Linked DNA regions of Homo sapiens: region 1 is linked to region 2. A link is a contact called in ENCODE Hi-C or POLR2A ChIA-PET data. All regions are on one chromosome and are shown on one strand. The core of a region is the stretch at or near the end of the contact, and the rest is flanking DNA. Distances in the headings are between cores, read along the strand shown.

What was found. A loop is a pair of places that touch in the nucleus more often than their neighbours do. ChIA-PET counts read pairs that join two places held with the same protein, here RNA polymerase II (POLR2A). Pooled maps may share reads with other maps.
Region 1: a loop to region 2 is called in a map with no recorded cell type, with 10 times the contacts of the local background. The contact joins two enhancer-like sites. A Hi-C loop is called at or near these places in 2 of 37 single-sample maps with no recorded cell type and 3 of 50 pooled maps. POLR2A ChIA-PET finds 5 or more read pairs at or near these places in 1 of 52 experiments (activated CD4-positive, alpha-beta T cell).

Annotation. Positions count from the first base shown.
Region 1 is chr16:75,378,279-75,384,616 of GRCh38, forward strand. All of the region lies in intron 5 of CFDP1 (craniofacial development protein 1), which reads right to left. Among named protein-coding and RNA genes, the nearest start is that of CFDP1, 52 kb to the right of the region's middle. RefSeq lists an enhancer at 2,239-2,348. Within about 2 kb of position 2,138, at least 5 of the 41 ENCODE cell types and tissues checked have a DNase peak (open chromatin) inside an H3K27ac peak, as active enhancers do.
Region 2 is chr16:75,072,961-75,079,369 of GRCh38, forward strand. The region is part of intron 1 of ZNRF1 (zinc and ring finger 1); the gene reads left to right. Among named protein-coding and RNA genes, the nearest start is that of LDHD, 41 kb to the right of the region's middle. RefSeq lists enhancers at 1,876-2,376, 2,377-2,877, 2,727-2,956 and a silencer at 6,142-6,343. Within about 2 kb of position 2,365, at least 7 of the 41 ENCODE cell types and tissues checked have a DNase peak (open chromatin) inside an H3K27ac peak, as active enhancers do.

The DNA.
Region 1 (6,338 bases), core at 888-3,387, 310 kb after region 2:
TCTCACGTCTCTGCTTGAACTATGGCATGATTAAGCTGAAATAAAATGTCATTCCAATCATATAACAGACATTTACAGTCTGTTTTTGGGGTCAGCTACTTGCTGAACACAAGCTATGAAACCAAAACCACCCTGCTTTTAAGATGAAAACTGACAAAATATGCAAAACTAAAAGGATAAGAACTAAATTTCCACAGATCAAAGTTTTAAAAAATGGTGATCATTAATAAAAGCTATTCATTTACTCCTTAATCAAATACTATAAATTATTTGCCACGTACCAGGCTGGACACATACAAAAAAGACAAAATCTACGCCTTCAAGCTCACAGCGTAGTGATGGAGACTAAGGTGTAAAACTGACGATGAGGGAGTATGGGATAGTTAGTGCTACAATAAAGGCTATTAAACAAATGCAGTTGCAAAGGGGTAGTAGTTAGAGTTTAGTGCAAGACACAGACACTGACTGGCCGACAAAAAAGGAATTTATTTAAAAGATATTGGGGTAAAAACAAAGATACTGGTCTTTCCAAGTGTCCACAGAATATACAAGACAGACCACATCCTGGCCCATAAAATTAATATCAACAAATTTAAAAGAGTTGAAATCACAAAGAATGTGTTCACCAGCAACATGATCAAACTAGAAAGCAACAACAGAAAGACAACAGAAAACTCTCTGAAAACTTGGAAATGGAACAATACACTTCTAAATAATGCATGGGTCAAAAAGAAAGTCTCAAGGGAATTAAAAAAATAATGAACGGAATAAAATCATACATGTATCAAAAATTGTTGAATATAGCTAAAGCAGTGTGAGGGAAATGTGTAGTAAGAAATACATACAGTGTAAAGAGGAAAAGTCTCAAATCAATAATCTAAGCTCCAACTTCAAGAATCTAGTAAAAAAAAAGAGCAATATATAGGCAAACCAAGCAGAAGCAAGGAAATAATTATAGAAGTAAATGAAATTGAAAACATAAAGGGAAAGATCAATGAAACAGAGCTGGTTCTTTGAACAGATCAATAAAATCGACAAACGTCTAGCAAGACTGACCAAAAAAAAAAGAGAGAGAGAGAGAAGGCACAAATTACCAATATCGGAGGTAATGAAATGGGATATCACTACAAGTATCAAAAGGATAAGAGAATATTATGCAGAATTCTACCCAAATAAATTTGGCAACATAGACTAATTCCTCAAAAAAGACAAACCACAAGACACTCAATATGAAAGAGCCCTGTAACTATTAAGGAAACAATTTGTCATTTAAAAACTCCCAAAAAGGAAATCTCTAGATTAGTGATTACCAGAGGTTAAGGAGGGGGTGAGGGCAGGAGGAAAGTGTATGTAGCTATAGAGAACATGAGGAATCTTAGCAGATATGAAAATGTTCTGTATCTTGACTATATCTGTCAATGTAAATATCCCAGTTGTAATATTATAAGATGGTACCATAGGGGGAAACTGGGTCAAAGGAACAAGGAATCTCTGCACTAGTTTATATGACTACACATGAGTATACAACCTCTTAAAATTAAAGGTTTATTTATTTATTTTTTTAAAGGTAAAGGGATTGCTGGGCGTAGTGGCTCATGCCTGTAATCTAAGCACTTTGGGAGGCCGAGATGGGCATATCACTTGAGCCCAGGAGTTTGAGACCAGCCTGGGCAACATGGTGGAACCCTGTCTCTACTAAAAATACAAAAATTAGACAGGCGTGCAGGTACTCATTTGTAGTCCCAGCTACTTAGGAAGCTGAGGCAGGAAAATCGCTTGAACTCAGGAGGTGGAGGTTGCACTGAGCTGAGATTGTGCCACTGCACTCCAGCCTGGGCAACACAGCAAAACTCCATCTGAAAAAAAAAAAAGAAAGAAAAGCTACATAGGGTATCTGCACTTAAAGCCGATGAACTTCCATTTTAGGCAAGATGGATACTTAAGATAACCTAAACATTTTCCAGATAAAGACCTAGAAATGCTACATAAAATATACCAAAAATTATTTTAAGTGTATAGCTAAACTCATAAGAAAGAATGGGCAACCTCCGGGTATTTGGATCAAAGAAGGAACTGAAAACCACAGTAGAGCACATGAGCTGAAATAGTGGTTACAGCCGGCAGGGTGGGGTGGGGGAAGACAGTTTCAATAACTTCCAGTCGGGGTTTTATTTGCCACGTGATAATAAAAATGGTCTTGAGCTTACAGGCAGTAGAGAACTAGAACTAAGGCTAAAAGTGGAAAGTCAATGCATCCTCAATGAAAGGAAAGAGTTAGGAAAAAAAAAAAATCACATAACAGCCCAAGGAACAGAGAAGAAAGTGTATCTAAGCTTTTGGGCTGTAGCGGGTAGGAAGAAAGGTCTCTTTTAAGAACCGGAACGAACCCTGGGCCTGCAACCCACATAGATTTGGGCTTCAAAATTATACTTTCAATTATAATATCTGAATGTTCCAGGCACTCCAAACCAAAGAATTAACATAAAAATTGGCCCAGGCAAGAGCATCTAGAAAAAGCAAATTCATCCCCACTTTTTAAAACCAGGTCATATAAGATCACACCACAGATAAAACCTCGCTAAAGAGTAAAAACATATTAAACATAAAAGGAAATACTGACAGTGAACTGAAGGATTTTTTTGAGAGTTAGCAATCGACAGTAGCAGTTCAATAAACTAGAACTTACTAATAGACAACAAAGATAAAATTTTTGAGCATGTGACACTATCTAAGCTAAATCTCTGCCAAATTACCCCAGCAGTGGCACGTAGAGTGGAGAGAGGAAGAGTGACTACAGACTTTATGTAAACTTAGGAAATGATTACAATAGTCCAAGCCTTTCAAAAGATTTTAGAAAATATTCTAATTACATAGTGACAGATGCTTCAGAATGTAAGACCCAGGGCCAGGAGCAATGGCCCATACCTGTAATCCCAGCACTTTCAGAGGCCAACATGGGAGGAATGCCTGAAGGCAGGAGTTGGAGACCAGCCTGGGTAACAAAGTGAGACCCTGTCTCAATAAAAAATTAAAATTAAAATAGTTTTTTAAAAAAGAAAGAATGTAAGACCCAGAAAAAAGGCAATGAGAGTGGAGATAAAATGAGGGAGGGGGATATGAATGAATACTTACAGACATTTTGGGAGTAGAGTTAAAAGGACTCATTGGATTGGGCAGTTAGGGGCTAGGGGGAAAGACAAGAAAGGGAAAAACTAAAGGTGACACTGAGGTTGGGGCTCAACTACTATTGAGGAAAATAGTGGTATATTCTCCCTCTACCAACGACAGGCAGTTTTGGCCCAGCAGATGAGAACACTAGACTGGAAAGAAGCCTCAGATTTCTAGTCCAGGTTCTCTCTCTTTGGCAAGCTACTGAATTTCACATGTTGGTTTCTTCACTTCTGTAATATGGGAGGATTTAGGGAAACTGAGTTAAATACTGGACCAGTTGTGGAGTCAAGGGGATTCAGAATAAACTGCTTGCAAGCAGCAAGAGATATGGGTCTGGAGTTCAGGAGAAAAGCAGTACTGAAAGGACAGAGCAGAGGGAGAATCATCAGTGTTGAAAAGATGGTTAAAGTTGTAGCAGTAGATGATACTATTAGATGCATAAAGACAAGAGGCCTATGAATCTTGGGAAAACCCTAAGCAAATATAAGAAAGGTAGCAGTCGAAAGCTCAGAGACAATTAGCCAGGCATGGTGGTGCATGCCTGTAGTCCCAGCTACACAGGAGGCTGAGGTGGGAAGATCACTTGAGCCAGAATGCAGAGGTTGTAGTGAGCTGAGATCTTGCCACTGCACTCCAGCCTGGGCAACAGGAGTGAAACCCCTGTCTCAAAAAAGAAAAAAAAAAAAAAAGCTCAGAGGCATACCAGTCTTACTGAGAAGGGGTATTCTGAGATAGAGTACCATAATTAGATGACATACTATATTGGGATAGAGTTGTGTTCCATTTTCCACTGCCAACTAATTTCCTGAGTGATTGATAAAATATAAGGAAAATAAAAGTCTTTGTCACAGACCTTCCCTAGTATCCCTCGAAAACACTGATCCTTTGCTTTCATTATGGTGTTAGAAGTTCTACTTCAAAGGGTTTAAAAAATATATTCTATAAAGACAGATAGATACTTCATAATCTAAGCCTTTACACAGCTGAAATTCTGCCTGGCTTAGGCTTGCAGGATACTGTGAAACACACAGCTGATCCAAGTTAGCCCAATAGGAAAGCTGGTTTCACCACCTCAAGACAGAGAAATTGAGGTCAGACTGGTCTAACACAGGCTAAATCAGCGTGCCCTTTTGAAATGGTATCAAAAATTTGGATTTAGTTAACCCCACAGCACAACACAGAAACATGGCTGAAAAGCAGACGTGATGCTTGTGGTTACTGTTCTAAAGGAAACTTTTCCTCCAAGTTTTGCTTTGAAGCAAGTAACGCTATACAAGAGACCAAGATCAAGAGCATTTTTGTACATGATATTCCTTGGATCTTCCTAATTCTCACCTCTGGCCAAACAAGTCATGTCATGCTCTATTTGACTGTGGGGGAAAACTCTTCTCCTTTTGTTTCCACTTCCTACAGGCACATCATCTCACAAGCAGCTAGGACTAAAAGATCTCAGTTTAAAGCAGAAGCCAATGCAAAGCATGAGTTTTTCCTACACATTCTCAAATTAGCAACTACTGAAATTGTACTACATTTCAAATTCAAGGAAATGCTAATAATCAAAAGGTTATGTTTTATGGTCTTAAGCATCCAGAATTACTAGGTCTAAAGATGAATGTTTGATTAGAATCTTCCATATCCTCAATGATGGGAAAATATTGGCCTAGCTTTAAATTATTTCAGCTTAAATTTATCATAGGTTTGCTTGGGTAACAGGGTTGTGGCAGAATCCAAAATTCAAGTAACTGAGTATAGTTAAGTGCTGGACTTCAGACCAGCCTGATTTTCAATCCTTGACCAAAATAATTAGAAGACAGCTGCTCAGCCTCTCCCAAAAGAAAAATTCCTCAATCCAAATTAAAGTATTTATCTAATATGAATCTTTCTGTACAGTCAGAACCCTTCAGGAAATAGCAGCAAGTTGCCTTTTTAAGAACTTTAATCAGAACATAAAAATCGCTTAGTGCTATGATTAGGATGAATGACATTCTTCCCTGATGTTAAAACATTTTGAGATAGTACTTTCCAACACAAAGAACCTAAGAGTGAAGCAGCACACAGCATTTGCAAAGGATCAATAAGATACAGCCCCAGCGAGGCGCTGTGGCTCTCACCTGTAATCCCAGCACTTTGGGAGGCCGAGGTGGGCGGATCATGAGGTCAAGTGATCGAGACCATCCTTGCCAATATGGTGAAACCCTGCCTCTACTAAAAATACAAAAATTAGCCGGGCATGGTGGTGGGCGCCTTTAGTCCCAGCTACTCGGGAAGCTGAGGCAGGAGAATTGCTTGGACCTGGGAGGTGGAGGTTGCAGTAAGCCGAGATCGTGCCACTGCACTCTAGCCTGGCAAAAGAGCGAGACTCCGTCTTAAAAAAAAAAAAAAAAAAAAGATACAGCCCCAAATTTGGCTCACAATTTATCTCAGTGTTTATAAAATCTAGATTTTTTTACCTGATCTCTTAAATGACTGAAGATTAATTAACTTTGATAATTTGATACAATATGGAAACTACCTACAGGTAATATGCAAACCTTAATTTATTCATTCCGTAACATTTGACAAATACACAAAATAATATTAGTTTAATAAAAAGTCTGTTTTGGTAACAGTTTTCAAAAGAGGAAAAATTTTGGCTGGGCGCAGTGGCTCACATCTGTAATCCTAGCACTTTGTGAGGCTGAGGTGGGCAGATCACCTGAGGTCAGGAGAGCAGCCTGGCCAACAAGGCGAAACCCCATCTCTACTAAAAATACAAAAATTAGCCAGGCATGGTGGCACATGCCTGTAATCCCAGCTACTTGGGAGGCTAAGGCAGGAGAATTCCTTGAACCCAGGAGGTGGAGGTTGCAGTGAGCCGAGCGAGATAGCACCACTGCACTCTAGCCTGGGCGACAGAGTGAGACTCCATCTCAAAAAAAAGAGAAAGAAAAGAGGAAAAATTTTAAACCACCACACAAACCAGCAGGTTATAAAGATACAGTTACTACAATGATCGTGGAGAAATGCAGATAAATACATATTGGTAAATGTATGGAAACTGGTCTTCTCACATAATACTGGCATGACTTCAAATTGCTTCTGCCTATTTAGCAGCAGCTATTAGAATTTAAGATGCACATACCCAATGACCCAGCAATCCCACTTCTAAAATTCTGTCCTTCAGAAAT
Region 2 (6,409 bases), core at 1,115-3,614:
CCGGTTATCTAGTTAGTGAAAGAAAGCATTTAAAAAATTGAGGGGCCAGGCAGGTACAGTAGCTCACGCCTGTAATCCCATACTTTGGGAGGCCAAGGTGGGAGGAATGCTTGAGCCCAAGAGTTGGAGACCAACCTGGGTAACATAGTGAGACCCCATCTCTCTCTCTCTCTCTCTCTCTCTCTCTCTCTCTGTCTCTCTGTCTATATATATGTATATATATATACACACATAGATATGTATACGTATCTATATACATAGATTTATATACATAAATATAAAATTGAGGCAAGATTTTTTTTTTCACAATTGTTGATTGCTTGCTAGTTTTTATTAATAGCTGTTGTTTTTCCTTTCTTTTTAGACCTCCCTCCAGTGCATGGTGTTGAGTTAATGCTATTACATGTTTGACACACTATTGCTGGTCTCACTGGTCTTGGCCAGGCTGCTGTCTTGGTTTTATTCATTCATACATTGATCTGTTTTTTAATTCCTGTTGTCCATTCCCCACCCCGCCGTAGCCAACCATGTCAATATGTTTGGTGTATTGGTTTAATTTTTCATTTCTGTGCATACATGGGTTTTGTTAATCTAAGGTTTTAGTTGTGTGCATGTGTTTTTAACTTAGGTAAAATGGCACAAATGGCCTGGTGCTACGGATTCTTTTGTTTCTTTTTTTCTCTCAGCACTGTTTTTGGATCTGTCCGACGTGCACATTTAATCCATTGCTTGTGGCTGCTGCATAGTATTCATCATGTACATGCTCTGCGGGGACCTTGCCCGTTCCCCTGGGGATCATCTGCTACCCGACATGGTTCTGTGGCCAACATCCTCGTGCTGTATTCTGATTGACCTGTGTGAGGATTTCGCTAGGAAATATACCCAGAAATAGGGTTGCCGGATCATAGACTAGGGAACTTTCCGGTTCACTTCTGAGGACTCAGAAAACATGATTATGTCCCTTTTCTCTTGCTATTTTCTCGTAAATGTCAGGAAGGTAGGTTGCTTAAAATACCCTAACTTTCAGCCTGGCTCTAGAATCTTGCAGTGCTACCACCCGGAGAGCAGAGATAAAGATTGGGATTTTATTCTCTGTGGGTCAGTTTGAGGTTTGCATTTTTTCACTTGGAATGATTGAAACTCGTGCTGCTCCTTCCGCGTGCATGTGTAAAACGAGCCACAGACTGCTAGTCTGTTCTGCTCTCCTGCTGTCCGTGACCGTTGCTAGACCTCCTGTATGGAGGCAGTGTGGTGCCATGGAAGGAGGCGATGCAGTAGAGTCAGGCCGGCATAAGTGGCTTCTCTGCATGTGTGTCAGCCCCATCCCTAAGCTGGGGTCATGCCACCCGGTGAGGCTCCATATGCCAGCATGTAGCACAGAGCCTACTGGGTGACCCTTCCAACAGCCCCTTGAGAGGAGAGGGCACAGTGCTGCATAAGTTGGTGTCTAAAGGGTGTGGAGTTGTATTTAAGCCTTTACTATCACATTGTGAATATTTATGGGTGGATTTATTTCGTGTCTGGAATTTTCTTCAAAATAATCTGGTGCAGGGAGAGTGAGTTGGGATAAAGATCAGATGACCATATAATTTATCATTCAATCCCAGGCAAGTTTGAAACTGAAAGAGGGAGCTATTAATTACACCAAGACGACACGCTTGAACTGGGGTTGTTGCAGCAAACCAAGACATGGACACCTCAGGGGAAAATCAGATAGGACTGACCCTGATTTGATCATTGTTGAAGCTGGGTGATGAGTACCTGGGAGCTCACTCTATTCAATTTTTTTGTTTGTCTGAAAATTTCCATAATAAAGGTTTTTTTAGGCCCAGTGCAGTGGCTCATGCCTATAATCCCAGCTCTTTAGGAGGCCTGGGCAGGAGGATCACTTGAAGCCAGGACTTGGAGGCCAGCCTGGGCAACATAACAAGGCCCTGTCTCTATAAAAAGTAATAATAATAAAATATTGAATAAATGTATTAAGGAAATGTTTGTATCAGAGTGCAGAAGCACCCAAAAGTTCGCACTGTCCAGGAAATGGCTGTTGAGTACTTTGCCAACCCCTGCCTGGGGTCATAAGCCCAGGTCACCATGCTGTCTGCTTTTCCCCCCTATCTCTGGGCACTTCCAGGTGGGGGTGGGTGGGAGGGAGTAAATGGAGAGGCTCCTCCTACTCTTCATTGTTGGTGGGAGGAATGAGAACCTGGAGGCTGTCCTAGCTGTCTGTGACTTGATTTAGCATAGGGGGAAAGGGCTGACCTTTTTCCTGCCAGCAGTACTGTCAAGGCCTGCCCAGGTGGCAGCCGAAGTAGCTCCCTTCATGCCCACTGCACACCACAGCATGGTGGCAGGGGCGCCTGCAGTCTGTGCACATGCACACATGATCGTTCTCTGCACCCCTTATCGGAACTGCGGGTTGGGCAGGAAGCAGCATGACCGCAGTGGGTTCCTAACCGACATTCTGTCTCACACACGCTTCACTGTCCTACTTAACCCTCGCTGTGGTATGGCAGTTACTGGAACCTTGACTGGTAGAAGGTAGCCTCTGCTGGGAATGGACTCAGACAGCAGGCTGACTGCCCTTAATTTGTTATCTCTTTCCGGTTGTACAGCTGGGCCTTTTTCACACATTTCCGTGAAGTGTGATGTTCATTCATCCAACAGATATTTTCAAGAGCCCATCATATGCCAGGCTCTAGGGCTACAGCAGTAAAATAAACAGACTCTGCCTTCAAGGGGCTTATACTGTAAGGGGGCCACAGACAGCAGGTGCAGCAAAGGTGGAGGAGGAGGGTCACCTTTCTCACATGGCTGCTGAGTGCTCAGGAATCGATGTTAGGATGCTGTCATGTGGAGATCATTGGCAACCGTGGAAAGGATGGTTTTAGAGATTGGAGCAGGTTCAAGAGGAACTGGGAGAGGAAGTGAAGATGGCCATTGGAGATGCTTCATTGGAACTGGGGCAGTTGCTGCAGGTGTAGGTGGGATTGAGAGAGCGTTGTGTGAGGTAGAGAATAGCTTACATATGTGGACTCAGGAGAGAGGAAAAATATGCTTAACAGAACTTGTTCTGAATGGCCCTTTTGTATGCCATAGCAAATATCAAACAACCCTGATCATGAGATATAGAGCCCTGGAGGGCCTGATTCAGTTTTCTTCTTCCTTCAGAGTCCCATCTTCTCCATACTAAAAGTAAATCACAAATATTTGGATTGTTATTGACATATCTATTATATGTTTTAATCTTCTATCTATAATCTTTCTCTTGTTATATAAATGGTTCTGAACTTTTGGGTTCTAAGCCCAAACACTTTTGACATCTAACTCTATGAATCTCCCTTAGAATGTGGCATCTTATTTCAGGAGGCTGATGGATCCGCTGATGTCCATCCCCATAGGTTTCAGGTCAAGAGCCTGTGTGTGGGACACATTCGCTAGACAGCCACTTCGGGATGTGAAAGAAATGAGAGCTCTGTGGCCTCCTCTTTTCTTCTCTTCCCTAATGGGTCATCCCTTCACTGAGGGGAGAAATTATATTTGTTTTGCCATTTTCCTTACAACTTAATAACTAGAATACATATGAATGGATAGACAGACTGACTGACTTGATTGCTTATCCTATTTAAGTGTGGCACATTCAGTCCATAGCACATGGCATCCTCTCTTGGGGCACAGTTTTCAATGGTTTCCCAAGAGAGGATGCCATGTGCTACGGACTGAATGTGTTTTATCCCCCTCCTCCCCCAAAATTCATGTGTTGAAGCCTAATCCCTAATGTGATGGTATTTGAAGGAGGACTTTTGGGAGATAAGTGAGTTTAGAAGAGGTCGTGAGTGTGGTGCCTTTATGATGGAATTATTAGTGCCCCCAGAAGAAGAAGAGACACCAGCGCTTTCTCTCCAGCATGTGAGACACAGCAAGATGGTGGACCTTTGCAAATCAGGGAGAGGCCCTCACCACACATCAGACCTGGCAGCACCTTGATCTTGGGCTTCTCAACCTCCAGAGCCATGAGAGATAAATGTTTATTGTTTAAGCCGTCCAGTCTGCAGTATTTTGTTACAGCAGCTCAAACTGACTAAGATATCCTGCTTCATAATTTTCAGCAGAGCCAGGGAACCCCAGCTACTCTCCTTTAAGAGTTGATCCAGGCCGGGCATGGTGGCTCGTGCCTGTAATCTCAGCACTTTGGGAGGCCAAGGTGGGCGGACCACGAGGTCAGGAGATCGAGACCGTCCTGGCCAACATGGTGAAACCCCATCTGTACTGAAAATACAAAAAATTAGCTGGGGCTGGGCGCGGTGGCTCACGCCTGTAATCCCATCACTTTGGGAGGCTGAGGCAGGCGGATCACCTGAGGTCGGGAGTTTGAGACCAGCCTGACCAACATGTACAAACCCCGTCTCTACTAAAAATACAAAATTAGCCAGGCGTGGTGGTGTATGCCTGTAGTCCCAGCTATTCGGGAGGCCGAGGCAGGAGAATTGCTCGAACCTGGGAGACAGAGGTTGCGGTGAGCCAAGACCGCACCACTGCACTCCAGCCTGGCGACAGAGCGAGATTCCGTCTCAAAAAAACAAACAAAAAAAGAGTTGATTTTTTAGAAGAACAGCCATTTCTCTTAGAAGGTTTTACATTCATTTCCTGTTGTTGCTGTAGCAAATATCCACAAATTTGACAACACAAATGTATTTTCTTGCATTTTTGGAGATGAGAAATCTGCATTGGTCTCGCTGGGCTGAAATCAAGGTGTCTGCAGTGCTGTGCTGCTTCTGGAGGCTCTAGGGGAGAATCCATTTCCTTGTCTTTCCCAGCTCCTGGAGGCCACGCTTTCCTTGGCTCATGGTCCCTTCCTCTAACTTCAAAGCTAATGGCAAAGCATCTTCAAATCTCTGTCTGTCTGCTTCCATAGTCATGTCTTCTTCTCTGCCTCTCTCTTTCCATAATAAAGATGCTGTGATTACATCGGACCCACCTGAATAAGGTTCTGTATTCATCACATCTGCCAAGTGCTTTTCGCCATGTAAGGTAAACATTCACAGGTTCTGGGGATTCGGAGGTGGACATGTTTGGGGAGCCATTATTCTGCCTACCACACCTTTATACAACTGGTTGCACACATGTTCCCATGTAATGGCTAGGGTGGTAACATGATTTCTGTTTTACAGTTGAGAAAATGGAAGTTCACGGAGGTTCAGGAAATTGCCCTTGGTCACATAACTTGTGCGTGGAGAAGTCAGCACTTGAATGCTGTAGCTCTGAGCCCAGATCTCTGTTTTTCCATTATATCTGGCTGCTTGTTTTTTTAATTCTCTTCCATACATTTCTTTCTTTCCTTTTTTTTTTTTTTTTTTTTTTGACAGAGTCTCGCTCTGTTGCCCAGGCTGGAGTGCAATGGCGCAATCTCTGCTTACTGCAACCTCCGCCCCCCAGGTTCAAGTGATTCTCCTGCCTCAGCCTCCCGAATAGCTGGGATTACAAGCACACATCACCATGCCCGGCTAACTTTTGTATTTTTAGTAGAGATGGGGTTTCACCACGTTGGTCAGGCTGGTCTCGAACTCCCAACCTCATGTGATCCACCAGCCTCTGCCTCCCAAAGTGCTGGGATTACAGGCGTGAGCCACCACGCCTGGCCACACATTTCAATAAGTGGTATTTGTCAATATTTATGTTTCTGATGCCAATATTCTGGGAAGTTGAAGTGCTGACTTGAGAGAATGTTACAATCAATGTAAAGTTAGTCTTCAAGGTGAAAAGTCAAAATGAAGAAGGAATTGCCCATTTATGTGGTCCTCTTCTTTCATAAACATTTGTTTGTGAGGACCAATACAGATATTGCTTCCTGGCTTAACATTTCTGTCCACTGACATATACTTGGTTTTAATGTTATGTCATATCACACATCTTTTGCTTGCTAGCCAGATTTCTTGTTATCCTTAGGAGATCCTTAACTTTCTTAACCTTGGAACTGTTATTATGAATCAAGATTTACAAGGTATGTCCATGTTCCTGCTACCATGTTGGAGCCTCCTCCATGCCTTACTCCCAACCTTCTCCTTCTCCCATTCTTATCTACCCGGTTCAAGTAACCTGAACCAGAGGCAAAGAAAAGCAATATGGTAGCATACTTTACATGCCTTGAGTAGAAGTCATTCACTATTTTAGGGAGCTTAGAATTCATGGTCCTTCTCGTTCGTGCTTTCTGTCTGGAGAGTCTCTAGAAAACTGCTTTTGGGGGCCGGGCGCGGTGGCTCATGCCTGTAATCCCAACTCTTTGGTAGGCTGAGGCGGGCGGATCACAAGGTCAAAAGATCAAGACCATCCTGGCCAACATGGTGAAACCCCGTCTCTACTAAAAATACAAAAATTCGCTGGGCATGGTGGCACACGCCTATAGTCCCAGCTA